Regions from separate parts of the Mus musculus genome. Here region 2 is linked to region 1. The links are chromatin loops, found by intact Hi-C in ENCODE. Cell type or tissue: gastrocnemius. All regions are shown on one strand. Each heading gives the region's core, and the rest is flanking DNA. Links, peaks and the distances in the headings are about the cores only.

Evidence for each region. A loop is a pair of places that touch in the nucleus more often than their neighbours do. Peaks named below come from ENCODE experiments on the same cell type or tissue, not always from the same donor. Only the 100,000 strongest peaks of a DNase experiment are listed, where the experiment ranks them.
Region 2: a loop joins it to region 1, with 6 times the contacts of the local background. A loop is called at or near these places in 23 of 42 quality-filtered maps.

The regions. Positions count from the first base shown.
Region 1 is chr11:45,877,090-45,893,091 of GRCm38, forward strand. Clint1 (clathrin interactor 1) reads left to right here. Exons shown (of 12, transcript NM_001045520.4): 2 at 6,621-6,725; 3 at 7,243-7,339; 4 at 9,342-9,450; 5 at 10,297-10,461; 6 at 13,533-13,710. Among named protein-coding and RNA genes, the nearest start is that of Clint1, 33 kb to the left of the region's middle. In gastrocnemius, for the core only: a CTCF peak has its summit at 7,201 (motif pointing left); a DNase peak (open chromatin) is centred at 6,389.
Region 2 is chr11:45,742,149-45,758,150 of GRCm38, forward strand. Gm39816 (a long non-coding RNA gene) reads right to left here and starts at 10,795. Exons shown (of 7, transcript XR_879813.2): 1 at 10,757-10,795; 2 at 9,942-10,070. In gastrocnemius, for the core only: a CTCF peak has its summit at 10,258 (motif pointing right); a DNase peak (open chromatin) is centred at 10,252; H3K27ac peaks cover 696 bases.

The DNA.
Region 1 (16,002 bases), core at 5,874-8,373:
ATCTAGAATGAAAAACAGTGGTATTAATTCTGCTAACTAACTGCCTTGCACAGGTTCTTAGTCACCTTGCTAGTGATATGAGGGACCGTCTGAATGAGGAAACTGAGACATACCAGTGATTGGTTTGTTTAGAGACCCTAACAGTAGGTACATACCAGAGACAAGCATTGACACCTTCGTAACTTCTGAGTCACTGATGGGGCAAGTCTATGTATGGCTTTGCTCTGTCTTGTACAGAGTAGCTGTGAAAACAAAGTAGCACAGTGAGAACACAGGAGTGCACACTATCCGCTGTTAATGCATCCTGGAGTAGTTCCTGGAGCCTAGCAAGACCTGAGCATGGGCTGCGGGTGGGCCAGCGGGCCGGCAGGTCGGCGGCTTGTCTTGTTTAGTGCTGCTCACCCCTGAAGGGTAAGGAAAGGGAACTGTGTCTCCCCACAGGTGCTGACACTGGGATGGTTTCCTTGGCTTGTCCCTTTCATATCATGTCTTTGCACATCTGTTTCATAAATTACTCAAAGATTTCTCTGAAAACTTGCCAGATTAAATCACCATTGGCAGCAATCAGAAAGTTGGTGGCTTGTGGGAACAGGACTTATATTTTAGGACAACTTTAGACAAAGAGAAACACATTGGTTTTTATGAATCTCAGAAATTAATACATGAGCTTGGTTAGTGTTGCTTCCTTTACACTGATACAAAATAGTGGGAATTTTCCTAGAGTGTTAGGTATGTGATCTTATAAACAGGGGAACAAATTTCTTGAATGTACATGTTGAAATCTAGGGTTTTGAAATGCCTGCCCTCGGGCTGGTGAGATGGCTCAGTGGGTGGGAGCACCCGACTGCTCTTCCAAAGGTCCAGAGTTCAAGTCCCAGCAACCACATGGTGGCTCACAACCATCCGTAACGAGATCTGACTCCCTCTTCTGGAGTGTCTGAAGACAGCTACAGTGTACTTACATATAATAAATAAATAAATCTTTAAAAAAAAAAAAAAAAAAAAGAAATGCCTGCCCTCCCTCCTTCCCTTCTTCCCTTGCTCCTTCCTTCCTTCCTTCCTTCCTTCCTTCCTTCCTTCCTTCCTTCTTTCCTTCCTTCCTTCCTTCCTTCTAGACAGCATCTTCCTGTTCATCATCCAGGCTGACTTGTGGGTGCTGGAATAATAGGCATAGGTTAACCTAGCCAGCTTACTTTTCACTCTTGGAATTTGTAGAGAGTGACAGGCTAGAACTAGTAGATGGTGCCATCGTCTCCTGTCAGTGGCTGATTGTCCTTCTGTAGAGAACAGATTATGCTGGGACATTGCAGTTACCTCTGTCATGAGTCCTAAAGCACAGTGCTTTCTTATTAGACTTTCTGTTCAAAGTTTCAAATTTTAATAAACAACTGGGAAATTTATAACAAAAACATAGTTTATAGTTCTGTCATGACCCAGTTCTGCTCTCTGCGGTTGGGCTCAAGTCTCTTAGCCCAGCCTCTTATGGTTTGATTTTACAGATCAAGATGATCTCCAAGCTGCGGGCCTTGGGAAAACTGACTCAAAGTCACCTCTGGGGCCAGAGAGATGGCTTAGCTGTTAAGAGCACTTGTACCTGTAGAGAACGTGAGTTAATTCCAGGGATCCAATGCCCTCTTCTGGCCTCAGTCGGTGTCCTTAACCATACATACACATAGTTTCTGTGAACTCTGTAGACGCAATGAGTTGAAGTGTACTGCCCACAAAAATGTCTCATCTTGACAAAATAAGAATGCAGTTGGTTGTAAATATTGGCTACCCCATAGTGAGAAAATAACAGACTGCTCCCACTGTCAGGAGTCTTTAAAGACATTTCAGTGTTCAAACCATAAAGGTAGACAGTTTTCATCTACCAAGCATGTTAGGGTTTTGTTCAGGAAGTCTAGTTTTTCTCACTTGCAGCGTATTGTTAGAGATCCCCCTGGTGAAAAGAGGGGCCTGCTTCTGCAACTTGTTCTCTTGCCTCTCTCTGTATGTGACGACTGACAGAGAAAATACGATGTCTAAGAGAGGAGAAAATTTACTTTTATCTCTTTTTAAGAAAAGATTTATTGGAACTAGAAAATATTCTGGGTGAGGTAACCCAGTCACAAAAGAATACGCATGGTATGCACTCACTGATAAGTGGATATTAGCCTAAAAGCTTGGAATACCCAAGATACAATTCACAGACCACATGAAGTTCAAGAAGAAGGAAGACCAAAGTGTGGATGCTTCAGTCTTTCTTTGAACCGGGAACAAAGTACTCACAGTAGGAAATACAGACACAAAGTGTGGAGCAGAGACTGAAGGAAAGGTGATCCAGAGACTGCCCCACCTTGGGGGTTCATTCCTTATACAGACACCAAACTCGGACACTATTGTGAATGCCAAGAAGTTCTTGCTGACAGGAACCTGATATAGCTGTCTCCTGAGAGGCTCTGCCAGAACCTGACAAATACCGAAGTGGATGCTCACAGCCGGCCATTGGACTGAGCATGGGGTCCCCAAGGGAGGAGTTAGAGAAAGGACTGGAGGAGCTGAAGGGGTTTGCAATCCCATAGGAAGAACAACAATATCAACCAACCAGACCCCTCAGAGCTCCCAGAGACTAAACCACTAACCAAAGAGTACACATGGCTCCAGCTGCATATGTAGCAGAGGATGGCCTTGTCGGGCATCAATGGGAGGAGAGGCCCTTGGTCCTGGGACGGCTCTATGCCCCAGTGTAGGGGAATGCAAAGGCAGGGAGGTGGTAGTGGGTGGGTGGGTGGAGGAACACCCTCATAGAAGCGTGGGGGGGGGGGATGGGATGGAGGGTGTTCTGGAGGAGAAATCGGGAAAAAGGATAACAATTGAAATGTAAATAAAATATCCAATAAAAAAAAGAAAGAAAAGATTTACTATTTATTTATATGTGTGCCTTGGTGCCAGAAAAGGTCAGAAAAAGGTATCAGGCTCCCTGTAACTGGAGTTCCAGGAGCTTGTGCATGGACTGCACAACATGAGCATTGGGAACTGAGCCGTCCTCAGTAAGAGCAGAAAGTGCTGTTAACATCTGAGCCATCTTTCTAGCTTCCACTTTTTTCTTCTTCATCAGACACTTTGTATTTAATATATGCTAAAAACCAAACCAAAAATAAAAGTCAGTGACTGAGACAAGATTTCAACAGAAGTTCCCTTGGGCAGAACAATGCCTGTTGCCCTTGATGTCCTGTATTCACTAGAGTGCTGCAGCATTTAGAGAGATTGTGGCCTGAGACAGGGGCTTGTCACATAGTGCAGGCTGCCCTCAACCTCTTGATCCTGATAACTCTGTCTCACAAGTGTTCCAGGAGTGTGACTATGCCAGTATGAAGATTGGTATTTATCAGGGAGCGAAACTGTTTCAAAACTGGATTTTCAGCTGTCCTTTAGAAGTTCTTGAGGAGTCCAATGCTTTAAGAGGTGACATTTCCTCCTCAGGACTGGTTTTAGTGTTGTTCCAGTTGTGGGCATTTGCATTTGTCCCGTGGCTTATTCCCACAGCACTGGGTGCAAACTTCAGTTACTATGCTGCAGCACTTAACTATCCAAACCAAAGACCATCACAAGTGTAAGGAGTGTCCTGTGTCCTAACCTGTAGGACAGTTACAGCGGAGGCAACTGGCACACAGAATTTGTTGTGCACTTTAGTAGGATTGTATTGTTTCCCGTGGCTAGAGTGTAAGAATGCTCATCAGGGTGGACTGGGGAAATTGAGGGAGTATAAAGGAAATAGTATGGTTTGAAATTGGTGCTTGGAACTAAGTTATTGGGTCTGTTTCTGTCTGTCTTCCTGTGAAATGTGTACACCTGCATATAACAGAACATTGAATTGTAAGCTTAGACTAGAAGGGTGGTGCTCTGTGAAGATACAAACCCGTTTGACCCCATTTGGAAAAAAGACAGAGTGGGAACAATACTTGCTACCGCAGTGCTCCTCCGTTCACAGCTGGACCTGAGTTGTGCCCACACTTCTTCCCTTCTGCTCTGTGGATATTTTCTAGTAAAGCATGCTTTTATGCTACGAGCATAAAAACTACTTGATTGGCAGTTGCCCAAGTGCTGGGAAGCCTGCTTTCCTGCTCTTCAGCAAAGCCAAGTTCAGACATTTCTTTGGAGTTTGTGTGTCCAAAAATTGATTACAGGGCCCCCTCTAGTGACTGAAATCAACAAGGACACAAATCTCTCCCAGACCTGGGAAGATTTAGAATTAAGCTACAGGGAAGTAAATTTTTTTAATTGTTTTTAATTTTTATTTTTAAAGGGAATTTTTTTTCATTTTTAGAAGGTTATTGATGTCAAGAATAGGTCCAAGATTGAGGCTATCCAAACAACAGCGGGTCAAAAGCTCTATTTACCTTTTTAGAAATCGGTGCTTTAAAATGGAAATGGAATAAGGCTGTGCTACACAGGGTTCTTTGTTGTTTGTTACGGTTGTTTCTGGCTTAATGAAGCTTTAAAAAGTTTTTTTTTTTTTTAATCTAGAGTTCTTTATGATATCAACTTCATTTTTTGATCATTTTTGAAAGCAGCAGTTTTATTGAAGAAGGAAAAAAAAAGCTTTAAAACAGCATTCTCATGAAAGTATTAGGTTTTTGCTGTCCTGGTAACAGCATATGATCCTTCTGTGGATGTCCTTTATACCCAACGGTATGTTTTAATGGCTCCTTTTGTTTCTCAGTTAAGGAAATGAGGAAATTCTTAAACTTCTGGATCTCTGCCATCTCTCCTAAACACTCACCGCCCCAACACACAGGCCTTCAGCTACGAGCCTTTAAAGGGCTCTCATTTGACCCTCGGGCCTTTGTAGCTTGAACAAGGAAAGCAGTGTTCCAAGAGCCCTAGCATTGCTGAATGCTCTGGTGAAAATATTTCATGGACATGGAGTACAGGCGCCTTCATCTTATAGTGGAGATCTCTGTGACAAAATGCAAGGGTGGATTATAACCCTGTTTGGTGTGGTTCATCTTCCCAGCTACGTTTGAATGCTTTTAGCTGCCCACAACCATGCAGTCTTTAGCCACCAGAATAAACAAAAGTGTCAGATCCATCATTTTGTATTATCTTAAATTGTAGATCTGGTTTTGGCTGGCTTGCCTTCATTTTGTTTCCATTGTTGATAAAAATTAAGGAGAAGAGCAACACCATTATTTATATATAAATTGTTGTCAACAGAATCATCTCTGGAATATTAGGAAAATTCATTAAAAGTCTTCAAGAGCCCCAAAAGTTGTGGGTTCCTAAGGAAATAACTTTTAGTTATATTATCGCATTAGTTGTGCAGTTGGAGGGGGTGTCCCTGGCATTCAGGGGACACTTTTCTTGGTAGAGTCCTGTTGTGGGTGTCGGTGTAGGAGCTGCACTGTTTGTTCTGTGACCTGACCAACTGTCTATATGTGACTGTCTCAGTGCTGATGTGGATCTGTTTGTCAGTGACTTAACTAAGCTAAACTCCTTGAAGGAACGAATGGCAGCAGACAAGGTCTAAAAGCGCTGAGCCTTGATCCTTCCGTATTTAGAAAACAACTTTTGATGACTTTTAAAAAGCCACATAGCAAAAGAAGGGAGGATATATGAGTAGTAGCTATCTAAATCTGATTTTATTCACTCATTTATTAGTTTTGATTTTGTGTTGCTGTGTTCATCTGTTAGAACACACATTCAGTAGTAATGGGAACTATATACATCAGATGAACTCACATTTTTATGGCTTTTCTTCCTTCAGATCCCATACACATGGCTGTTTAAAAAAAAAAAATCAAGTGTTTTGCTGTCTTGTGTCTTACCCTTTGAAAGCGTTCTTTCTTGCTATAGGATGGCTCTCAGTTATTAACTGAGCATCACCTGTCTGTCAGGCAGGAGAGCAGCACCAGTTTCTATGCTGTCTTTTGAGGTGTACAGAGCCTCTTCCCAGTCTACAGTTGAAACCAAGGTTAAAACAAAACTGCTTCATGAAATGGGGTTGGAATCAGGTTTTCTGTCTCCCATGTTCTTGTCAAAAAACTAGAAGTCTCAAGGAAAAGTTAAATATCATTTCCCAGTAAAATATTATGTAGCCAGTGAAGGTGTGAGGTTTACAATAACTAATAATTAAGTTTTTGTTAGAGAAAAACACTGATACAGAAGGAAATGTTGGTAATAGTTTTAAACAGTTGTAGAATATTCTCTTTGTGTTATGTCTTTTTTAAATGTCACACAGAATTGTCCACTGTAATTTAGTGTAAGAGAACAGAATTCCTATAAACACAAACCCGACCTCTTGTAAAGCACGGGCAGAGAGAAGGTGAACATCCTGGCTCTGTGATAGACTTGAGCGTGTCCGTTTGTCTTTGAGATCAGACCATGTCTCCTGGACTTGGGCCAGGGCTGATGACATTCCTCTGCATTCTTGAAAGCTAAATTCTTAAGATAACTTAAGTGTGTAATGTCGTGTCTTTGGAGTAGCCTGTGAGCAGAGCTGCCCCCCACTCCATAGATGTGGCTCATTAAGACATACGTTAGTATCATTTAGTTTTCATGTGTTGCTCAGTTTTGATGCTAATCTTTATGTATCTATATGTGTGTGTGTGCACATGCACATGTGCATTTTCCCTCTGCAGCACCAATGTGGTTATGAATTACTCAGAGATTGAGTCTAAGGTTCGAGAAGCAACGAATGATGATCCCTGGGGACCTTCTGGGCAGCTCATGGGAGAGATTGCCAAGTAAGTGGTAATTTGACTCAACAGTACAGAAAGAATCAAAGTGTCTTTACACAGAAAGTGAAGTTTGCTTTCAGTTTTAACCTGTTTAACTATCAGCCATATGTTCTGCATAATCCATTTTGATTAGTGTGGAGAGTTTTATATAGGTTCCATTCCCATTAAAAATTAGCTTTTAATGATGCGTCAGCCAAGACTTAATAGCTTTCCTTGCAAATTTTGAAGAACACGTATAAAATATTTGAAGTAAAAAAAAATCACACACTTTTTTCTTGGTGACAATGTGGGGCACTGAGGCCATGAAGAAAAAGCTTGCAGGATGGCACCGTGATTCCTCATGATGTGCTGTGTGTTGTGAAGAATAAGAGGAAGTGTGTTTTAGGAGGAGTGTCATTAAAATTTGATTTCGGCTTATTTTTTTTCTAAGCTGTTTGGGTAGTCCAAAGAACCTAGAGCAAGGCTGCCATCTATTGTCAGATTTATGCTACTACAGATGCTTAAGGAAACTCCTCTCTTTCAGGGCTACCTTTATGTATGAGCAGTTCCCAGAACTCATGAACATGCTTTGGTCCCGGATGCTAAAAGACAACAAAAAGAACTGGAGAAGAGTTTATAAGGTATGGTGGAAGCCTACAAGAGCGAGTGTTGACATGACTGTAGTCCACTAAGTTTCTAGACTTTTCCGAGACACACACTGTTTTCCAGTCATAAACAGCCCTTCATAGTACAGAGTGTGTTCAGACTTATGTTCTTCTAAATATTGAAGATTTTTATTGTTTCTTAAATTTTTTCCTACTAAATCTGTTGAGGTGTTTTGAGTATTTAATCTCTACTCATATGCAAGTTTGCTACTTGACTGTTTAAAATTAAAAACCAGTCTCATGTTTGTCACCTCTGTAAACAGCTTTGTTTAATTTGTGGTTGGGTGATAGCACCATTCCGCTCAGCGAAGTCTATAAGCTGGGACTGGCACTGAGAGTGAGGTGTGCAGACTTCTGGCTTCACCTGTGTGTGGACTTTTCCTCGGATTCATCTCATTTTGATTCTGTATTTCTAAAGCAAGGTGATGGTCTTCCTAGTTAATCATGTTTTCCTGCTTCTCAAAACATGCTGTACGCCAAAAGGATTCACTCTCACACGTAGCAGACCACAGCAGTGTTCACATTTGCAACGTGACATTTTGACTCTCAGAATTAAAAACCTGTTTTAACTAGAATTTTGTTGTTACTGTTACTGTTGTTGAGTGTCTGAGTGTAATGTGCCACTGTATGTGTGTTTGGAAGTATAGGGAGGCCAGAGCTTTGCTCCTGTGTCTTCCTCAGGCATTCCATTTTATGAGCAGAGTCTCACTGAACTCAGAGCTTTCTGATCCAGCTAGCTTGCTTGGGATCCCTGTCTCCTCAGAGTAGAATTACAGGTGGCAGCCAGGCCTGCCCAGCTTTTTATGTGGGTGATGGGGATCCAAGCTTCTATACCAGTGTTTGCATGGTAAGTACTTTATCCACTAAGCCGTCTCTTCAGCCCTCCCCCCTGTTCTAATTTGGTGAGGGTGCTGGGGAGAACAAAGTCTCTCTTTGTAGCCCTGGCTAGCCCAACTAAGTATATAGACTATGTCTTAAACTACTAGAAATCTGTCTGCCTCTGTCCCCCAACTATTAGGATTAAAGGCATGTGGCACCATGTCCAGCAAATTTTGTGATTTTTATGATGTTTGTTTCCTAAAATATTCTCTGAGATTTCTATAAATTGTATAATTTTTCTAAAATGGGGGCTTTTAAAGATTATTGTACTTTTTCAAAAGATTAGGAAATCTGAGTAAAATGGCTACAGGGCAACACTCTCAACATTTAGGTGGCTGAGGCTGGAGGATTACCGTGAGCTAGAGGCCATCCAGAGAGGCATGATGAAACCCTGTTTCGAAACCAACCCCCCCAGATTACTTACTATTAAGTGTGAGTTTGTGCCCTCAGGGTCACCACCCTGCACAGACCTGAAATCATAGTGAAATGAAGTTTTAGGTGAAAAAGCAGAGGAGTGTTTCCTGCTGCGTCACCAGCTTGTGAAGAGCCCTGCTGCCTAATGCCAGCCCGGCCATCATTGCTAGGTGCCTCTGACTCAGCATCTAGCATGCCCACTTAGTTAGCATCCCTTGGCTTAACAATTTTGCAAAGTTTTCCTTCTGTTGAAATCTTTTGAAACCTCATTAGCATCAGAATTGGGTTTTCTCACAGGACACTGCTACAGGGTCCTACAGGGTCTTGTAAAGACAAAAGGATCCTCCCATGTCCCTAGTACTTAGGGGAGTGGCTCCAGAAGGCCAACAGCGAGAGCCAGGCCACTCCTGGAAATCCCATGATTTGTTTGACTAGTGTTAGACTTCAGAATTACTAGTTACTTTAAATCTTAAAGTAGCCATTGCCTAGGTAGTTTGTAATTATTTTCTGTACTAGGAACGTGAGGATGAAGTTCGGACTGTCTTTCGGTCAAACAGAAAGGAGAGGGCACACTCCTCACCACCAGCATCGAGTAATGTTGGAGTTTGTGTTTGTGTGTAACTGTGTACCACTGCTCTTCCAGAGCTTATTCCATTCAGTCATTTGGTGCTTTATATTTCCACAGTCGTTGCTGCTCCTAGCTTACCTCATAAGAAATGGATCGGAGCGAGTTGTTACAAGTGCCAGAGAACACATTTATGATTTGCGATCCCTGGAAAATTACCACTTTGTAGGTGAGCAATAGAAAACCCTCATAAGCAAATTAAAACAGTAGTTGGAGTTGTCAGTCACCTGAACCAGCTTGGAAGCTTCTCTGCTCTAATTAGCATGTGACTCTTGCTGGTTGTGTGACGAGTGCAGAATCCAAGGCGTGGGGCCCTAGAGTATTAATTAGTGAAGACAGGAGCTTGCAGAAAGGACTGGCTAATAACAACAGAACCAACACAACATGAGTGTTGGGGTTTATATTAAAATATGCACTGGAGACTGGTCCCCTGTGGTGTCCATAAAGGAATAGCTTTAATCATGTGGGAAGAGAAGGTTAGAGCTCCAAAACACACACATCTGTTTGAAGCCAGGCCCCCTCCCAGCAGATAGTCTGTACTGCGCGAGGCCAGAGTGTGTTCTGAATGTGAAGGCAGCACAGGGCAGGGAGCGTTTCCTTTGGAGCCTGTCTTCCTTGTGACTACTATAAAATAGCAGGCTTTAGTTGCACTAAGTCCTAGTGATTAGTGTTCCCAGTCTTGGGGAAACAAGATATTTGGGGTGCTTTTGGGCCATCAGAGTGTTAAAAGTGAGTGGTCATTCTTTATTTGTTAAAATATGATAGAAACCACTTTGAGCTGTGTGCATTCCGTATGTCATCATGTGTAATCCTTTCAGTAGGTCATCAATTGATCTTGTCTAGTTCTGCTGTCTAGGGTCATAAGTCAAATTAGAATTTAATGCCATAATCTGCCTCCTGAAAAAGTTTAAAATTTGACATTATTTTTGTAAGTAGTTTCGTTTCTATTCTTTTTTGAGTTTGGTGCACACTAAGGGAGTTCTTACAGTTCGTTTTCTCCTTAATTGTCCTTAAGATGAGCATGGCAAGGATCAAGGTATAAACATTCGACAGAAAGTAAAGGAACTGGTTGAGTTTGCACAGGATGATGACAGGCTTCGAGAAGAGCGAAAGAAAGCAAAGAAGAACAAAGACAAGTATGTCGGGGTCTCTTCAGACAGCGTTGGTGGATTCCGATACAGTGAGTATCAGGGCCAGGCCACTGCCACCGCTGTCCCAGCTTACTTGGCTTTGTCTGTATCGTGAGAGTCAGTGAAATACCAAAAACCAAAATCCGGGGGTGGGAGGGGTGGGGGGCGGGGTTCTAGTAATACACAGAATTCTAAAATATATGTGGTATCATTTTGACTCCTGTTTTCCCAGATCTTCTAAATCTTTCTGTTTTTATTGTGGATCCAAAATACAGGGTGTTAGGTAGATACTGGCTAGTTAGATAATTTAGAGAGTAAAGAGGATGCATACCCTCTTTAGGATTAGTCTTTTTACAGAAGAAAACTCTTCACAGCTCCAACCAGTCAGTTTGGTCTTTCTAACTCAAAACTAGGTTAGCTATGGTTCCAAACAGTAAGTCCACAAAGCCTCAGTTCCCTTCTCTTAATTTAAGCAACATATAGCCCAGTCAGAAAAGATGGCTGACCGTATTGTCAGCTCTCTTGTGTGTCTGTGGTGCTTTCTTTGCTGTTAATGACACAGTGAAGAGCAGTTCAAAGCCAGATATGGTATGCACACCTGTAATCCTAGCACTTGAGAGGCTGGAGCAAGAAGTAAATTTGAGACTCGTCCTGGCTGCACAGCTAGACCCAGTTTCTCTCTCTCATTTTACCCACAAGGTAGCTTGAACTTGAGATGTTTCTAATATTTATTGTTAGTGTGAAAATCATACATTAGATGATGATTTGAAACACAGGAGATAAAAATTATCATTATCATTAGATGATTTAAAACACAGGAGATAAAAATTCTTTTTGAGAGTGTGTCTCTTGGGCCTGTCCCATCTCGTGTGAGCTGTGACAGTGCCTGGCCAGTGTGTGTATGTGCGGGCCAGTGCAGCCTTAGTGCCACTCAGGGAGGCTCCCCCCCCCTCCAGCATCTGCATCTGCTTTGTGGACGTTTGGATTCTTTGAGGTTGTACATTTTTTCAGTGGATAGCAGCTCAATTGCTGCTTGCACCTTACTTCCTCCCTCCAAGGGCTTGGGTCCCATTCTGTTATAACACTACATGAAACTGGACCCAGAGAATTCAGAAAGTTGAGCGAGCTTGCCAACCAGGTCACAGTGGGTTGGCTCAGCTTCTGTGTGGGGGTGGAGTTGAATGGTGTGTTATCCGTCTTTGTTAGTTTTTGATGGTTTTTGGACTTTCGGTAGCTTTAACTGACTAGTTTACTTCTGGCATCAAATGATGACCTTCATCCACTCGATAGTTTACTCATTCTACAGCAGTTAGGTGTGAGCACTGGCTTCACGCTGTTGTGAAATATAATGCTGCAAGGGGGTACCTGGTGGGCCCGTGCCAAGGTGTGCCCCTGAGAAATTACGCCATAAAGTAGACCTGGTGTAAAGGGAAGTTACTGGGGAAAGGAGAAGAATGTGGGCCTGGAGAAGCGGTAGAGGCAGACAAGTGGACATACAGACAGGCAGACAGATGAGGGCAGAAAAGAACAGAAAGAGAACTCAGAGAGAGAGAGAGTTGTGGACAGTTCATGCACCCACAGCTGGTGCGCCTGGCATAAGCCATTGCTAGGTCCCTCGGGTGAGCCTTGTGGAGGTGCTCATAAGCTAACACACATGACCTGGCCCGTTCCTCTGAGCTGTGTTCCTAGTTCCTACTACACATTTTAAAATCGGTAAACTTTTCCTGCAACATTTAACCTCCAGGTTCTGGCAGATAGTTCAGCAATGTACATTTAAGAACTTTCCCTAAGGGCACCTGTGCCATCGTACTCTGTCAGCAAGGGCTCAGTGTTCCCTTTAGCTGCCCTTCTTGGTCGCTTCCCAAGCTGCCCGCATTCTCATCTCAAACCTCATGTGAGTTCTCTCCATCCCAGTTTGGCTTTTTAAGTTAAGTTTGGAGATGGAGATAGGCAATTTCTTTGTGTCCATAATTCCATCTCCACCGAGCTCCAGACAAGCACCAGTGCAGATCATGGTGTTTGGGTTTTACATCGTTGCAGTCTTCACCTTACTCCAGACTCATTCAGAGGCTCCTCAGATGCACCAGTACTCGGGCGCTCCTGCTACTCAGAGCAGCTTGGAGCTGCTGGGCATAGTTGTAGTTCTAAAGGCTGCAGATTTGGAGAGTTAGAATTCTTTTTATAAAGTTACAGGGTTCTTCCCACGTCTCAGTCCACTGAGTTGCAGTCTTTGTAGTTTAATACTAAAGAATGGGGTCTTTTCAGCTAATTGGATCATGAATCTCAGACCGGAGTACTTTTAGGGAAACAGTGCTTAAGTGGTTAGTCAGTTGCTTAGTCGTCAGTTTCCTTCCCTCCTCCTCCTCTGCATTCATACGTCTGTCTGCTCTTCCTTCTCTTTACCTGTTCTGAGCTGGTGACCTCACTGTTGTGTTGCACTGGACGGCTTTGGACTCCTGCTCAGATGGTCACTGAGCTTCACTCTGGAGCAGTCTAGAGCACAGCCTCCTGCCGCCGGGTCTGCCTAGCTTGCTTTGAATGTGTGCTCACCCCTCTACCTCATTCTCATCTCCATCTCCCTCTCCCTTCTCTCTGCCCCGCCCCCACCACACCCCCTTCTTACCTTGCTTTGTGGTTTGGGTTTTGGGAGCACATCCTGTTGTGCTGGAGCCTGGGCTGTCCTAGAGCTTGCACTCTCTCCTCCATCTCCTGAGCATGGGCATTACAGCATAGACCACAATACCTTGCTTTACTTCCTATTTAAGATATTGTTGTTGGCTTATACTTCTCTAAAATGAAGAACCATTAAGATAAGAATAAAATAGTCATTGAACTCATTGGATGACTTTAGAAAACTGGAAAGTTTTTCATTAGTCTTGTGTCTGTGGAGTGTCTTTTGTATTACTCCTGTAGCAGTGTTCAGGGGCTGTGACATCATCATGAAGAAAAGCTGTTGAATCTGCATTCTTGACAGTGACTGCCATGGACTGCACCATGCTGCACTTGTGTGGCCCTGTGGGAGATGTGTTTTCCCTTAAGGAGACCGTCCGTATTAGAAGGAAGGGCACTGGAGCCTTCCGAATGGAATGTCCTCACTTGTTTGTCTTTGTTGTTGACACAGATGAGCGGTACGATCCTGAGCCCAAGTCCAAATGGGACGAAGAGTGGGATAAGAACAAGAGCGCGTTTCCGTTCAGTGACAAGCTGGGCGAGCTGAGCGACAAGATCGGGAGCACGATCGACGACACCATCAGCAAGTTCCGGAGGAAAGACCGGGAGGACTCTCCGGAAAGGTGCAGGTGGGCCGCCTCTCCACCGCTTGCCTGAGGGCTGCGGCCTTTACACAGCTGTGTGCTTTGGTTTAAATTTTAGGTATTGCTGTTATCTGAAGTTTAGACTTTTTAAAAAAAAAAACACATTTTGTTAGAGGAATCTAAATGACACAGAAAATCTGATCATAAAGTACAGAAGGCGCTACACACCTTTTCCCTTTCTCACGGTTTCAAGATAATTGTGTTATTTTGATAACATTTCTTAACTGAAAAACCAGTATTGATACTCTGTTATCTACAGTTTATGCTGGAGGTTACCATGTCAAAGGCTCTGTGCAGTTTAGTGAACATGCAGTATTCTCCACTAACAAATGCCACCTCCTTGACAATGCCTTGTGTAAAAAAAGAAAAAAAGTGGAATCATTTATGAAGTTGCCAGTCACCTGGTTTCATGGTACTCGGTCAGCTCTAGGTGCTGTCAGTGGTGACTCTTCTTCCAACCTGTCTGCACCGTCTGTCTGTCCGTCTGTCTCTCTCTCTCTCTCTCTCGTCCTCTGCATTGTTCTTCAGGCCTCTCAGTCTTGGCCTCAAGTTTTCTACCCCCTCGAAAATGTGTAATTGTCACCTAACATTTGGACATCAGATGTTCCGTGGTCTAAAGTAATGGCTACGGGTAATGAAGCCTAAGTTTGAGAGAAAGTCAAGGGCTGAAATTTCACTACCTGAGACATTGTATTACCATCCTGTGCCCACATGACCAGAAGAACCCTGTGCAGTTGGCACCTAGAGGTAGTACAGGCCTGTGTTGATAGCTTCATTTTCTGATATAGGGCAATTATATTTACCTTACATCAAACAAAAGAAGTAAAACCTGAGGCCCACTCAGACTGCATGAACCTGTGGAAAATGAGTTTGTTATTTGTTTGGGGTTTTTTGTTGGTGGTGGTGGTATTGCTGTATGTTTGTTTTTTGTTTTGTTTTGTTTTTAACTAATTAGCATCTTTTTCCTACCCATAAATGTATAGTAGTTCAGATTAGTGTGTCATGGCAGTGAAGTTCAAATAAAACCATTACCAGATTTTAAAATAGGTTTCAAAATACCCACGTTTAGTGTATTTTCAGCGTCGCTCCAGAATCGTTAAATCTCTAGAATGCCCTTTTCAAGACTTGTAAGGACATGATCTTTGAAGGGTCAGTAATATCAGGAATACATAATAGAAATACATCTGCTTTCTACCAAAGGCCTGCAGATGTAACACTGAACCCTGAGAAACGGTGTCTAAGTGCTGTCTTCCCTTATTAATTTTATACACAAGTTTTGACCTGACTTGGAAAATACAGCAGCTGTATATTTCATTTTTATTTCTGAAGTGGGGATGAGGTAGGGTCTTAGTGATACAGCAGTGTAAAGTCCTACACTGGTTTTACCTCCCTCATTCTTTCCTTAGGGCTTCTCTTTTCTTCCTTGGACTCTGCTTTTCTTTTCTCCTCCCCTGTTTGCTTGGGTGGTGCTAATGATGGTCAGTCAGTTAGTGGTCACTCTTCCTTACACTGCTACTGAGGCAGGATGGCTGGGTAAGAGTTCCCACACCTCTGATCCAGAGAATTCAGATGAAAGGTCTGGACTGTATTCCAAATCCCAGTTAGTGGTGTGTGCGAGTTGCAGCTTAAGGATCAGTGAGGAAACGGTATGTTGTAGACAGAGTTGCATGGGACTCGGGGCTCTGTCTGCAGCCTTCTTGCCAGCCCAGGTCCTGCGCTTTCTGATCCTTTACTTAGACAAGTCCCAAATTGACTTGTGTTTGAGATTGCTTTAGATTAGAGTCATAGTTCATCAGCAATGTCATAGTTTAGGGGAGAATGCAATCATTTTGCTTTAGGATGTTTATAATTTAAACTGTCTCTTCTACAATTAAGTAATATAGATAATGGAGCATACTTCAGGTTCTTGTCCCTTGCTCTCTCTTCCTCCCTTTCTGTCACTCCCCACTTTCTCCTTCCTCTCCCTCCTGCCTGCTCACACACAGACAAAAACTCAGTGACTTTATATTAGAGAATAGTCTCTTTTCATTCCTAGCATATGGAAATCCTGGATTCCTGCTTCCTAGTGGTTTGCTTTTGTGGGGGTTTTGATTGGTTGACTTGCAGTGTTAACATGAGTAAAATAATTGTTTCAGAAATATTTAAAATACACTTAAGTTTCTACAATTGACAGTTACGTAATGTTTGATGTGACAGTAATAAAATGAAGCACAATTGTAAAAATTATTGCTTCATATTTGGGCTCATTTTCAAGTGACAGTTGACACAGCACACTGT
Region 2 (16,002 bases), core at 9,052-11,551, 130 kb before region 1:
GAAGCCTGGAAGTTCCTTATTTTGAATGACATGCTTTGGGGAGGTATAGCCTAATTTGGGGGGGCAAGGGGCAGGTCTATGATCAAACAGCATTTTAATCAACATTCAGATGATATGCATGCATGCGCAACCAAGTCTTAGTAGCCCCCGCCCAGCTTGTTAGAATGTGAGGAAATGGAATTCTAAAGACAGATCTGTTCTAAGAGTTTGGTTGCTAACAGAGAACATTAAAAAAGAAAGCAAGGCTGCTCTATACATGTGCTGGGGCTGGGAATGTTAATCAGTGCCTCTAAGAATTCTTCAGAAGCTTGGGAAGAAGTTGATGAGTTCAAGGCCAGACCACGCTACACAGAGGGATCCCATTTCAAAGAAACATGAAGTTCTACAGAGTTTCTTTCCCAAGAATTTCTTGTATGTATATGCATGCAGAGGCACATGTTCACATGTATGCACACACCTGGAGACTAGAGGCTGATGCCAGGCATCTTTCTCTCCCACGCTGTCCCTGTGCTTTAACACAGAGCCTCTCACTGAACTTGGAGCTCAACAATTTGGTTGGCTCAGTATCAGAAAGCCCTAGGAATTCTTCTGTCTCCAAGACCATGGTTGATAGCACATGGCCTACAGACACACGCCACCACCCCCAGCCTTTATATGGGTACTGAGGATCCAAACTCAGGGCTTCAGGCTTGCATTGCAAGCGCTTCACTCAATGATCCACCTCCGGCCTCTTTTCCATGAATTCTGAGTCAGTATGCTAGTCAGTGTGTTGACTTTGATAAATGTTTATTGTCACTTTTTATCTGCACTGCAGAGACACTGAGTCCTACAGTAGAAGTACTTACAAGCTGTTAGGTGACATAAAGATTTGTGTTTTATTGGGAAATCTGCCCTTTTGCATAAAATTTTGTATTCTACTGCTTTTCTAAGTCAGTTTATTGAAGACAAATTAATATACAATAATATTCAATAATATTTTGATGTGACTTTGCAATAAATTTTGGAAATGATATATTCTGGTGCATCTACAGCTATGATCAAGATACAAAACAATACATCATTCCCAATAGCTCCCTGTGCAGCGAGTTGCCTTCCTCTGCCTCCATTTCTAGGAAGACATGTCTGCTTGGTTTCTACCTGGCTTTGTTCTATTGCTCTTAAGTCTAGTCTATCATACATACATGCTTCGTATGATTCACATAACTAGTTCTATTGCACAATTAGATTTTATCCAATGACTAACTGCATATATAAACCTATGTCCCAAAAGATTATGCCATTTGGTGATGTCATTACTGTGTTAGTTTAAATGTACTCCAAAATGCTCACATGATGTAATCAGGTGACTGACACATTCCTCAGAAAGTGTCTCCTTCACCAAGCAGCATGGGCTTGCTTCCCAACTGAAGCCTAAAACCAATTTTTATGAGTTGAAATCATTTTTTAAAAAAGGAGAAGAAAAGGAATAGAAAAGAAAAGAAGAGGAGATAAGAGGAGAGGGGAGGGGAGAGGTGGAGGACAGGAGGGTAGGGGACAAGAAGGGAAGGAAGAGAAGAGGAAGGAAGGAAGGAAGGAAAAAAGAAAAATAGGTATTCAGGGAAATACATTAATATTATCTCACAAGAAGTAATTTTTCAGGGGCTGGAGAGATGGCTCAGTGGTCCTGAGTTGAATTCCCAGCAACCACATGGTAACTCACAACCATCTGTAATGTGATCCAATGCCCTCTTCTGGTGTATTTGAAAACAGCTACAGTATAGTCCTATATATAAAATAAATAATTCATTTTTTAAAGTAATGTTTCAAAATAAAAACAATAAGAAAAATCCTATTTTAAAAATAGGATCTTTAAGAATCAAATAGCCGGGAGTGGGTGGGTTGGGGAGCAGGGGGAAGGGATAGGGGATTTTCAGAGGGGAAACTAGGAAAGGGGATAACATTTGAAATGTAAATAAAGAAAATATCTAATAAAAAAAGAATCAAATAGCCTATTTTAAAAGATTGTAATACACATGCATACACATCCACACATATGTACACACACATGCATACACATCCATGCATGTGTACACACACACACAAAGCATGTTAGTTGACAGAGGACATCAAGCCAAGTACGATCAGACAAATACTAACATGTGGTATCTAAAAAAATAAAAAAGTCAAATACATAAAGGCAAAAAAATATATATATGTATATATATATATATGTTAAAATGGCTAGGGATAAAGGAAGTAAGGAGACATTGGATAAAATGTGCCAATTTTAAGTTACAGTGTGTACAAGTTCTTCATGTTGAGTATGGGGAGTGTCATAGATGTTAGTCTGATGATGGCAGAAATCACTACACAATAGGCATCTCATTAAATCATCACAATACACCTTGAGTGTAAATATAACTCTTATTCACCAGATGTAATTGTTGTCTTGGAGGTTTACTACTGAATAAAGTCACCCTTTCTTGTTCTTTCTGAGCTCTGACTAACTGGTTCAACTCAGCTGTTCTGGCTCAAACTCCTCTCCAAGCTAACTGATTCAATCTGTCTTCTCTCAGCGTCTCGCTGATTTGCTCTGCTTGACCTCAAACTAACTCTGGCAATTGGGTTCTAGTCTTCTGGCTCCTTCTTACTCTCTATCAACTGCCTCTTCTGACCTGCACTGACCTGCATGAACTCACTAACAAATGCAACTCCACTGCACTACACTCACTGCAGTGACTCCCACCCTTCTCAACTCCCAACTAATTGTCAAACTCAACTCCACTCAACAGAACTGACTGAACGAAACTGAGTCTCTCCCCCAGCACTGCTCTTAAATAGCTTTTCTCCTGAAAGTTGGGAGTATCCTATCTGTGATTCATTCTGTCAAATCTTTCTGTGATTCATCACTTTGTCTGCCCCTCAATTAGATGTTACTTTCAAACATGGCTGCTTCCTTCTACAAACTAAGCTTTACAGATTAAAGGCGTGTACTAAGGATGTGTCTGTATTCCAGTCAGATCACACAGACCTAGAACAGACCTAGAAGATCTCTGGATGTGATCAAAGTAGCCATGTTACTGGATTAAAATGCCTTTACACTTGAGCATTTGTATGTAGAGGAGTTGGGAAGATGTCTCAGTGGGTAAGAGTACCTATGTAAGTATGAGGACCCAAGTTCAGATCCCAGTACCCAGCTTAAAAAGACAGCAGACATAGCTATACCCACACCTGCAAACCCCAGCATCATACAGAGGTAGAACCAGAATGAGCACTGGGGTTTTCTGGCCATGAGTCTAGCAGAAATGGCAAAGATCAAGTTTAGTGGAAGATCTTTTCTCAAGACAATAGGATAAAGACTAATAGAGAATGACACCTGTTATCCTTGGGTATACATACCCACACACACACATGCACACATACGCACACACATACACACAGTGAAAGTATATTTAACAATTAAATGTTTAAAAAATAATAAAGACATATGTAAAGATTTTTTAAGAGCCTCTGGACATTCTGGCTTTTTCTAAACCATTTCAGTGACACAACTCTTGCCTCTAAAATAAATAAAAACTCAACATCCTAATCATGGTTTATAGATTTAGACCATAATTCACTCAAGTTTACTAAAAGGCCACTTTGGAGTCTGCCGACCAACAACTTGACAACTTTAATACATTCTCATTATTAATAATAAAAATCTATGTTTTGCAGAACACATTTTCAGACTGGCTTTTGAAGTGCTCCCTAGAGAACCACTACAAGACAGCGACTGATGTGCAGAAAACCCGCCGTTCACTACAGGAAATCATCATTGGCACAGCCATGGGGGCCCTTTCCAGAAGTTCCTTGGGGACTACCATTCTAGGAAGGAAGATGTCTCTCTCTTAGACTCCTCCAGAGGCCTGTCTTTCTGATGTGGGAGCTAATAAAGACAAAAAGAGCACTCCGGGTCTGTCATGCTAAGTGAGATGATGTGGACTATCACCTAGAAAAAGTACACCATTGTCATTTAATAATTGAGGGGAAATAAACTTCAAAGACATTGGCCTCTCTGCAAACAAATGCTGGTTGAAAGCCTGTAGGGTGGGGCAGTGGTGGCTGTGTAGAGGGAAGTTGCGCCTGGGGGAGAGGGATTTCTGACTTGTGAATTCCAAGGATAATTCCAAGAAGTTTGTCAGACTTGGACACACAGACACATATGCACACACATAAAAAGTTCAGAGCAGTGTGTTGGCAGCCTTTGACTCCAGTTCACAATCATACGTACTGCATCATGACCCAGGAAAGACATGTGTGTTTATCAATGCACAGATAAATCAGAGTTTGATAAAATCATAACCTTTGCCATATGATATACTCCATCTACTCTGATGCAGTAATGTAACTGTTCAATAAAATCAGAAGGGAAAAAATTTCAAATAGGGGCACATAATTGTGACAAATTTCAACTTTCAGAATCACAGAGATTTATAGTCTATCGCTTAGTGATGTATAACTTGCAAAGATGCTTTGCGTTTTACAAGCCTCAGTTTCCCCATCTGCAAAATGAGGGTAATAACCAGTATATATTATAAAATAAACCCTCAAATGATAGAGAATATCACCAGAGGATGAAGACTGCATGGGGCTGTGGCTCAGCCGGTGGAGTGCTTGCTCGGCATTCAGAGACCTGGGTTTATCCCCTGCACTGAATAAACTGGGCACAGGGGCACACACTTGTAATCCCTGACCTTGGGAGATGTAGGCAGGAGGATCAGTAATTCAAAATCATCCTCTGCTATAAAGCAAGTCTGAGGCCAGCCTGGACTACATGAGACACTGTCTCAGAAAACATGATGGATGCTGGGTGCAGTTCCTGGATCCCAGCTCTCAACAGACAGAGACAGGAGGATGGTGAGTTCAAGGCCCACATGATATGTGTGTGTGTGTGTGTGTGTGTGTGTGTGTATTATATATATACATATATAATGCAGAATGTTCATAGCTGTACTATTCATGACAGCTGAAAATGAGAATATCACAAATGCCCATCAATAGATGACTGCATAGACAAACACACACTGGATTCTTACACATTTGTAAAAAGGAATGAATTACGGACACACATAATACCATAGATGAAACTTCAAGGCATTACACTAAGCCAAAGCAGGGCATGGAAAGCACACGTTCTGTGAGTTCGTTCACATGAGATCTCCAAAACAGATAAACCCACAGTGACAGAACGAAGCTTGTGTCTGTGACTAAGGGCTGGAAATGGGCAGAAAGTGTTGAACACATTACCTTGGCACCACAGGACAAAAGGACTCCAACAATCCTGTCACACATTCAGTGCAACTGTGCACTTTCAGGTGTTTCAATTCATGTCCTAGGATTTCCATCTGAGAAGGACATTTAATAATGTCTAGGATATAGGTAATGACGTCACCAGCAGTCTCCATCATACAGTTGTAATCTTGGAATGCCGTTGTTTCCAGAGTCAAATGCTCAGAAAGCAGAGGCCTCCTTTAATAGCACTGTGACTAAAAAGACACAAAGCCTCCTCAGAACACAGAAAGAGGGCACAGGAGACATCACAGAAGAGAGACAAAAGCAGTGTGAGAGCCAGAGTTAGCAGAGGTGCTGTGAAACACTGTCCCCTTCACAGGGCCAAAGCACTAGTCAACTACTGCAGCTGGAATTATCCACTCAAGAACACTGGTCAGCTTTTCATCATGTGTGGGGGAGGGGCTCGAAGGCTCCACTCCTCACTGAGAGTCTATGGGGATAGGGAGTGTCAGCCTGGCATGGTGCTAGGTGGCAAGAGGATCTCTGTGAATTTGAGGCCAGCCTAGTCTACATAACAGGTTGTAGGCCAGCCTGAGCTGCAAAGTGAGTCCTTGTCTGTCTGTCTGTATCTATCTATGTATCTATGTATCTATGTATCTATGTATCTATGTATCTATGTATCTATGTATCTATGTATCTATGTATCTATGTATCTATGTATCTATCTATCTATCTATCTCACACACATCATCATCACCACCACCACCATCATCCCCCAAGCCCTCATTCAACAGCGTAATCAACCCACAGGGGCAAAGCTATTCTTTTGTATTTGTAAAACACAAAATTCTTAACTAAATCCACAAGAAACAGTGCTCTCACAGAAACAAGGCTATTTCATCAAGCTGGAAGGAAATTATGAGAGTTGGGGGGGGGGGGTAAATAACAGGAGCCATGTGACACCCTACGGTTAAAGAGGGATATTAAATTAGGTAAGTATGTTTCGAAAGCTACAGGTTAAAATAGAAAAGAGATGTGGTATTTAGTTAAATAACCATGTTACGGCAGCAACAACAGTTTACCTCATTGATAGAAGTTCAACACCCGTACCCAGGGAAAGGACAATTGATAGCTACTCTGTCCAGAACCACAGACATAAATCCACCAGAACATAGTCTTACAAAAGTTGGCAGGGGGTTAAGCAAAACATTCCAAGAAAAACGACCGATGGAAGAGAAAATACTGAGAAGGAAGGAAGGAAGGGAGGGAGGGAGGGAGGGAGGGAGGGAGGGAGGAAGGAAGGAAGGAAGGAAGGAAGGAAGGAAGGAAGGAAGGAAGGAAGGAAGGAAGGAAGGAAGGAAGGAAAAGCATAATGCAAAGACGAGGGGTTGTACCCTAATAATCGCCTAAGAAGCAATTTGCACCCAGCCTAAATAATCCGGAAAAGCGCAGGAAAGCGCCTGCAGATCACGCATGCGCCTCCACGTGGGAAACCCTGTGTGCTCACCGGGTGGAAAACCACAGAGGGGCAAACAGAGAGAAACGGAGTCTATGCTGAGCTAATGGCCTTCCAATCCTTAGGGTAATGCCCAGGCTCCCTAAAAGGGAATTGGGGTCTTACTTGTTTTTCCACTATAACAGACTTATCACAAACTGAGTGGCAGAAAACAACTCTGGTTTATTCTCCCACGGCTGTGGATGCTGCAAGTCTGAAATCAGGATGCCAGCCAGGGCCACACTCTGAGATTTCAGGTACCTTGCCCTGCCTCGACCTATCATCTGGTTCCCTAGGTCATTGGAAAGGCTTCCTTCGCATCAGCTTCAAGTGGCAGTATCCTTTTCTTTAAGAGATACTAGCAGTCTTAGGGTGTGTCTTACAAAAGCTGCATCTTAACTTGTTTACATCTGCAAAGAGCCTATTTTGTTGTATATACTTGTGGGGACAGTGTTCGTGAACAATAAGTGCGTATAGGGGCCAAAGAACAACCCTCCGATCTCATTCCTTGAGTGCCAGACACCCGCTTTTGTTGCTTGCTTGTTGTTTCCTGAGACAGAATTCCTTACTGACACAGAGCTCAAAATGAGTAGGCTAGGCTGGCTGAGCTTCCTGACTCCACCTCACCAACGCTGATCATACACATATGCCCCACATCCAATGGCTCATGCGGGTTCTGGGGATTTGAGTCAGGCCACCATCCTTACCCATCATCCTTCACCAACCTAGCTATTGCCCCAGCCCCGAAGAGAACTGGAGTTACTGGCAGTGGTGAGTTGCCCTATATAGGGAACCAACTGGATCTTCTGTGAGAGCAGTGTGCATTCTAATCATTGAGCAATCTCTCCAGCCCTTTTCATATACAGTTTTGTTGTTGTTTGGGGGTTTTGCTTGTTTTGTTTGAGACAGGGTCTCTCTATGTAGCTATTGCTGTCCTGAAACTCGATGTAGACCAGGATGACCTCAAACTCACAGAGATCATCCACTTTCTGCCTCCCAAGTACTAAACTTAAAGGAGTGTGCCATCAAATTCAGCCACTTTCTGCCTCCCAAGTATTAAACTTAAAGGAGTGTGCCATCAAATTCAGCCCTTTGTAGATAGTGTTTAAGCCATAAAGCGCCATGAATAAAGTTATTGTACAAATGTTATACTTGTACATGTGTCATGTGTGTGTGTATATATATATATATATATATATATATATATATATGTGTGTGTGTGTGTGTGTGTGTGTGTGATCGTATGTGTGTGTATGTGTGTGTGTGAGAGAGAGAGAGAGAGAGCACATGTGTGCATTCTGCAGTTATCAATATGAAAGGATTTTGAGGGGATTTTGCCATTCTGGGACTCCCACTCAGGGCCTGATACATAGCAAGGCAAGCACTGATCCAATGAGCCACAGTGCCCCAACTATATGAAAGGATAGTGAACTAGTTCAAGAGAACCAGTTCCCCAGCCAGGCTGCACTCAGAGTGTGGATGAGGAAAAGCTACAGAGCCCTTGAGTTCAAGTGCAGACTCCCCTGTGGCTCTTGGGTGGAGCTGGCATTTGCTCTGCAGAAGAAACTTCCTTTCTTCTGCCTGGTCAGCTTCCTCATCAATAAGTTGTGCTGACAACGGAAATTCTCCCTAGGGCTGTATAGCTTCAGCTTGCCAGTGTCTATAAAGTGTGAAGTTTTGAGTCACGTTGACCACTGTTGTTAGGTGATCACATCATGGATAAATCTTACCATCTTGTCTGTGGTCCCAAATTCAGCAATGATGTTATAATATGAAAGCCTCTTTATCTTAGCAAAGTAAAGGACAGGGGCAGGCAGGAAGGCAAAAGGGAAGAATCTACACTCTGAGCTGATTCCAATTTCCTCTTACCTCTTCAGCTTAAATTGTCTCTTTACAGGGTCATTAGTTAAGATGTTTTATTATTTATAGGTGTGGCTGTGTTACCTGCATTTATGTCTGTGCACCTCATGCATGCCTCATGCCCACAGAAACCAAAAGAGGGTAAGGAGCCCTTGGGAAGGAGAGTTACAGAAAGTTATCAGCTGTCATGTGGGTGCTGGGAATTGAACCCGAGTCCTTTGGAAGAGCAGCAAGTGCTCTTAACTGCTGAGCCATCCCCGCTGGGCTCCTCTTGGATTACTTTAATTACTGTTATCGTTTTATATTGCTTCTTTCTCTTGAAATAAGAGTCTACAAGGTTGCCCAGGCAGACCTCCGACTCCAAGTCCAAATAATTCTGTTACCCCAACTTTCCCAGTAGCTGAGGCTATATTCCTATTCCTTAAAGAAGACTCTAGGGAGTTTTGTTGTTGTTGTTGTAGAAAATGAATACTTACTTTGTAAGCAGTTGGCTTTATCTGACATTCACCCTATGATTCAAGAATTGAAAGTTTGTTTTGGGTTGGATAAACATGAAGTACCCACTAGATATTGATAACCATTTTTCTTTGGGTAGCTTTTCATTTTGGTTATTCTTAAACATAGGAATGTTGAAAGAATTTAAACAATGAGCATCCCACTAGGCTGCCACAGAAATCTTGCAGCAGTTAAACCTTCAGTGGCAATTGCTTCCTCCCTCACCCCATGCACACATGCAAGATACACACTTTTTCCCTGAGCCAAATTGTAAGCCTCATTCTCCCTTTAGCAGAACTGAGAAAAGGCGTTCTCCTGAATGGTTCGCCAGTATCAGGGGATGGAGATTACATCCCCATATCAGTGAGCACTACCAAGCAACTGCCGATGAGTTCCACCAAAATTTACTGAGGACTTGTTCTCGATCAGTGAGTGAAAGAGATGAGTTTAGCAAACCTGCTTCCTGCCTTCATGGGTGGAGTCTGGCATTTCAAAACAGTCCCTTGGACTCCTCAGTAATTTTGAATGTGCTGAGGGTCAGAAATAGTACCACAGTATATATGTTTCACAGTTAGTTTTGATTCACTACCTATGAAATAGTCATAGCTAACCTGATTGCCACCGAAATTGCTTTTACAGATGCAAGGAACAGTATCCCAGTGCGATGAGCCAAAGAGAGAAAAAGTGCATTGGCTCGATCCAGGCACGACCAGGAAGTGCAGCTTAATGATGGCTCCAGAGACACTGTTGATTTCATTCTCAGGCAGCCTGTCTCTCCATGTGACCAAAGAGGCAGAGACCTTGTAACTCTAGATGCCAGGAACAAAAAGAGGCTTACCCTCCCATCATTCCCAGGCTGGGTCCCGGCCTCTCTCTGAACACTGGTCAAGCTGAGTTCTGTGGCCGCTTGAAATGTTGGTGGAAGGACAGTTGCTTCCAGCTGCTCTAAAGAATGATTCTTCTACTCCTAAGAAAGATTTAGTGGTCAAAATCCACCTGATCACTTCAAGACAGTATCTGGAATCCTGACTCCTCCTCAAGTCCTAGAAATCTGAGGAGCAGCAGACTTAAGGATGCAAGGGCAGGCATGCTCCCAGCCAAAGCAGAAGGAAGCACTTGGTCTGTATGTGTTAACAAGCCAATTCCACTAGAGGTCAGAGCAGTGCACAAAGCAGGGACTCAGGGAAAGACAAGAGGCTACAGGTACCATATACAAACCCCAGGCTGCTGAGCAAGCCACACCCCTCAAAGAACAGACTCTCTTAGCTAGGAAGAGATCTCATCTGATTCCAATCAGACTTCACCATCTCTCTGTTCACATGCAGGCACTACATTGTCTATAGCAGTCGTTCTCACAAGGCTCCCATATCAGATATCTTGCATGTCAGACATTTACATAACGATTTATAATAGTAGCAAAATTATAGTTATAAGCAGCAACAAAATAACATTATGGTCCGGGGTCACACAACATGAGGAACTGTATTCCTCACGTAATTGACTTACATATAAATTACTCAGTAAAGGGGTCACAGAATTAGGAAGGTTGAGAACCACTGCTCTACAGGATTAAAACCAGCAAAAGCCAGCAGCAACCTGAATTCTTCACACAGTGAGGAGTCAGAGTGGAAATTCATGAATTAACAGACTTACAAGCCATTACCGGTCCGTGTGGCAACCTCCCTTGGCTTCTGACTCAAGCACACAATACAAAAGAAATGAAACCATTTCAGAAGTAGGAGATGTTAAAGATTTTAAAACTTCCTCTTTTAGAATGATGTCATTGCTAACTTTGCTTATATGAGGTCATTTTGCTTTATAGGCACAAGCTATAGTAGGAATACAATTTTTAAAAGAAATGTAAAAGATAAGTTTAAAATCCCCACATTTGGGGCTGGAGAGATGGCTTAACAGTAAGAGCACTGACTGCTCTTCCAGAAGTCCTGAGTTTAATTGCCAGAAACCACACGGTGGCTGTCTGATGCCCTCGTCTGGTGTGTCTGAAGAGACTGACAGTGTACCCATATGCATTAAATAAATAAATAAATCTAAAGAAACTATTGTTGAGACTAAACCAGGAGGAATGCAGCCTGGATTATCACTTGCAATGGCAGTCCCTCCTTCTTGCTCTAACCTGATGGGGGATTACAGTTAAAGAATTCCTACCCTTTGTTCATGTCCCCCAGTGTGATGGGTTCAAGGCCAATCTAGACTACATGTGTTGTGCCGTTCAGTGTTCACAAACCCCAAAAGACCACCAAGGAGCCGATCCCCGAGGCCATCACACTAAGGTCTCTACTTACAAGTTTGAGCCCAGGCCACACTGCCATCTCTGACACAGTAGGATGAGAGGGTGAAGCCCAGAGCCCAGTTTCAAGCAAGCATTTATAGCAAACAAGCAAGGGGGACTTCTAGCCTGGCACACATCTGATTGGGAGGGGGGCTAGAGTGGAATTTTGTTGCCCTTTAAAATAATTGGCTGGTGCTGGGAACCAAACCATAAACTTAACTTCCTCTTTCCTCCTGATTGGTGGTCGTTAGGAAGTGAAGTGCCAGGGGCAAGCTTGTAACTTGGATGCACACGTTTGTTGGGAAGTAACCTGGAAACTGGTGCTAGAGAGTTCAACCTTAGGTCAGGTTCTTAAGATGGAGTCTGAACCCAAGATCTGGTCTCTCACATGAGACCTGCCTCAAAAAAAAAAAAATGATGAGGTAAAAATAAAAGCTTAGAGAGGCCAAGCCACACCTACAACTGTTATATGTGAAATATGGAGATCTCACTCTCCGGGGAACCCATGGAGATGATGCCTGATTTTGAATTGGGGAAGAGTCTTAACCTGGACAGCTGCCAGCATAGGCTGAGTAAGAGATGTGCTGCTGTGCACAAGTGGTACCCAGGGCCAGGGCTCCACGCAGCCAACAGCAAAGGGACTCAAACTCTTACTCTGCTGTCCCCAAGCATCTCAGTGACAAAGCATGCTTTGCATCTTTACAGCCTTCCAAAGCAGCACTTTCAAAAACAGGGACAAAGATTCTTTTAACCAAACTCAACCCAGGCTCTCCAGACATTTTTTTCCCCCCAAAGGCCTGACTTTTATAATCTCATGATTACAAACATATTGTTCAGCTTTTGCAAGAACCATGCTAGGTTGTTTTAACTGGAGGCCTCCACCTCGGTATCTGATCACCCTGGGCATCCAATCAGGCTCCTCATTCTCCACTATCCAACAAGTGATACTGATGATCTTGGCAGGCCTTCAGCAACATCGCTAGCTCAGGTTAGCCTGAGCCTCTCTCACCTTGACGTTTTCCCTTACTTAGTGGTCTCCATCCATAGACCCTACCTCACACAGCTATCTGATATGAATTCCCACTTGTCTATTCTATTTGAAATTGGATCCAGTTCTAAACTGAGGCCTCTTTTCACCTATTATCACACTCCTGAGTCAAATCTGTTTCCACTCCTTTGCTCTCTGTCTCTGCTTGTTTGATTGCTTTCTTTCTTTCTTTCTTATTTTCTTTCTTTCTTTCTTTCTTTCTTTCTTTCTTTCTCCCTTCCTTTCTTTCTTTCTTTCTTTCTTTCTCTTGTATTGCTTTTTCTGATTTATTTTTTTACAATAACCAGAGAACTTGATTAAAAGGCTGCCAGAGATCTGGGGGTACAGCTCAATGGTACAGCATTTGCCTGGCGTGAGGCAGATGTTGAGTTCAATCTCCAGTACTGTCTTTTTAAAGTAAAGAAAAAAAGCAAAAGGCTTCCAGGAGCCACCTGAAAGGCAAGAGGACAGGGTAACTGGTTCCATCTCCTAAGAGCCATTCAGCCCCTCTCCACACTGCAGATGCCACATAGTCTGTTTTCCACGGGGCACTTCCCCTTCCCTGCCTATTTGCCCCTTGTTTTATTAAAAGGGAGAGGTGGTTCTGTAAAATAAGACAAAATTACTCAAAACATTTCCCCCTCCTGACCTACTCTTCCCTTGTTCTCTCTTCTTCACCCACCCTTCCCTGTGCAGCACTACTTGAGAAGAATTAGAAAGTGTGATCCTGTTGGAGTGGGTGTGGCCAAGCTAGAGGAAGTGTGTTACTGAGGGTGGGCTTTGAGGTTTCAAAAACCCAAGCCAGGCCCAGTGCCTCTCTTCTACTGCAATCTCCAACATTATAAGCCAACCTCAAGTAAATGCTTTACTCTGTAAGAGTTGCCATGGTCATGGTGTGACCATGATACATGTGACCAAGACACACGCCTTCCTTGTATTTTTGGCCAACATTACAAAAGTCTGATTATATATCAGAAAGAAAATAATTCCATAGATAATCATAAAACCATGTTTGTTGTTGGGGAAAGAGTTATAAATATGGGGGGGAAATGGTATGAGGTATTCATGTGTGTTTATAGTTCTTTGCATATGAATAAGAAGAAAAAGGAATAAATGCACATGTGTTATAGAATAGAGATTCTACCCACTAATAGACAGTTAAGCCTGATTTAATAAGAGTCAGTATGCCTGATACCCAAACACTGCTTTCCAGTCTCTACTTAACAACAATCAAGACTCTTTGGAAAGAAGAGGCTGACTCTAAAACTAAGCTCAACATAGAACATACTTATCAGTAGAAAGTAGGGAAGGGCTCAAAGGATATTGAGGATTTAACACCAAGCAGACATACTAACAAGTGACTTAAGTAAAACATTATTCTGTGTGAGAGATACTAGAAACATCCCTTGAAAATCAGGCACAGGGTAGGACTCCCCCAATGCTGTTCCTGTGCATATTGTGATGGTCAACACCGATACAACTCCTGAAAAGAAACTGAAGCTGCAAAACTGGAAAAGAAAACAATGTCTCTAGTTAGCTGTATAATTAACACTAATTTGAAAGATTACTTGAAAAGAATGTCTACACAAAATTGGGCTGGAGAGATGGCTCCGCAGTTAAAAAGACATATTGCTCTTGCAGAAGACCCAAGTTCAGTTCCCCACACATATATCAGATAGTTCACAGCCTCTCATAACTACTGCTACAGAAGGGATTGAAAGACCGCAGTGGGGAGACCCCCACTCAAGCCCCAAGATGGCGCGCACACCCAAGGAATCATGAGAGACCATCTTTTTTTTTTTTTTTTTTTTTGTGAGCTCCCCTGCACATTCTGGGAATGAACAGAACCTATAACCTTTACAAGAGCAGGGCATGTTCTTAACCACTGGACTATATCCCTAGTCCCATTGTTCATCTTAGTTTACTCTTTCTTTTTTTTTTTCCATTTTTTATTAGGTATTTAGCTCATTTACATTTCCAATGCTATACCAAACGTCCCCCATACCAATGGTATACCAATGCTATACCACCCACCCCCACTCCCCTACCCACCCACTCTCCCTTTTTGGCCCTGGCGTTCCCCTGTACTGGGGCATATAAAGTTTGCAAGTCCAATGGGCCTCTCTTTCCAGTGATGGCCGACTAGGCCATCTTTTGATACATATGCAGCTAGAGTCAAGAGCTCCGGGGTACTGGTTAGTTCATAATGTTGTTCCACCTATAGGGTTGCAGATCCCTTTAGCTCCTTGGGTACTTTCTCTAGCTCCTCCATTGGGAGCCCTGTGATCCATCCATTAGCTGACTGTGAGCATCCACTTCTGTGTTTGCTAGGCCCCGGCATAGTCTCACAAGAGACAGCTACATCTGGGTCCTTTCAATAAAATCTTGCTAGTGTATGCAATGGTGTCAGCGTTTGGATGCTGATTATGGGGTGGATCCCTGGATATGGCAGTCTCTACATGGTCCATCCTTTCATCTCAGCTCCAAACTTTGTCTCTGTAACTCCTTCCATGGGTGTTTTGTTCCCACTTCTAAGGAGGGGCATAGTGTCCACACTTCAGTCTTCATTCTTCTTGAGTTTCATGTGTTTAGCAAATTGTATCTTATATCTTGGGTATCCTAGGTTTGGGGCTAATATCCACTTATCAGTGAGTACATATTGTGTGAGTTCCTTTGTGAATGTGTTACCTCACTCAGGATGATGCCCTCCAGGTCCATCCATTTGGATAGGAATTTCATAAATTCATTCTTTTTAATAGCTGAGTAGTACTCCATTGTGTACATGTACCACATTTTCTGTATCCATTCCTCTGTTGAGGAGCATCTGGGCTCTTTCCAGCTTCTGGCTATTATAAATAAGGCTGCTATGAACATAGTCTCTTCTTGGTCCATCCTTTCATCTCAGCTCCAAACTTTGTCTCTGTAACTCCTTCCATGGGTGTTTTGTTCCCAATTCTAAGGAGGGGCATAGTGTCCACACTTCAGTCTTCATTCTTCTTGAGTTTCATGTGTTTAGCAAATTGTATCTTATATCTTGGGTATCCTAGGTTTGGGGCTAATATCCACTTATCAGTGATTACATATTGTGTGAGTTCCTTTGTGAATGTGTTACCTCACTCAGGATGATGCCCTCCAGGTCCATCCATTTGGATAGGAATTTCATAAATTCATTCTTTTTAATAGCTGAGTAGTACTCCATTGTGTAGATGTACCACATTTTCTGTATCCATTCCTCTGTTGAGAGGCATCTGGGCTCTTTCCAGCTTCTGGCTATTATAAATAAGGCTGCTATGAACATAGTGGAGCATGTGTCCTTCTTACCAGTTGGGGCATCTTCTGAATATATGCCCAGGAGAGGTATTGCTGGATCCTCCGGTAGTACTATGTCCAATTTTCTGAGGAACCGCCAGACTGATTTCCAGAGTGGTTGTACAAGCCTGCAATCCCACCAACAATGGAGGAGTGTTCCTCTTTCTCCACATCCACGCCAGCATCTGCTATCACCTGAATTTTTGATCTTAGCCATTCTGACTGGTGTGAGGTGGAATCTCAGGGTTGTTTTGATTTGCATTTCCCTGATGA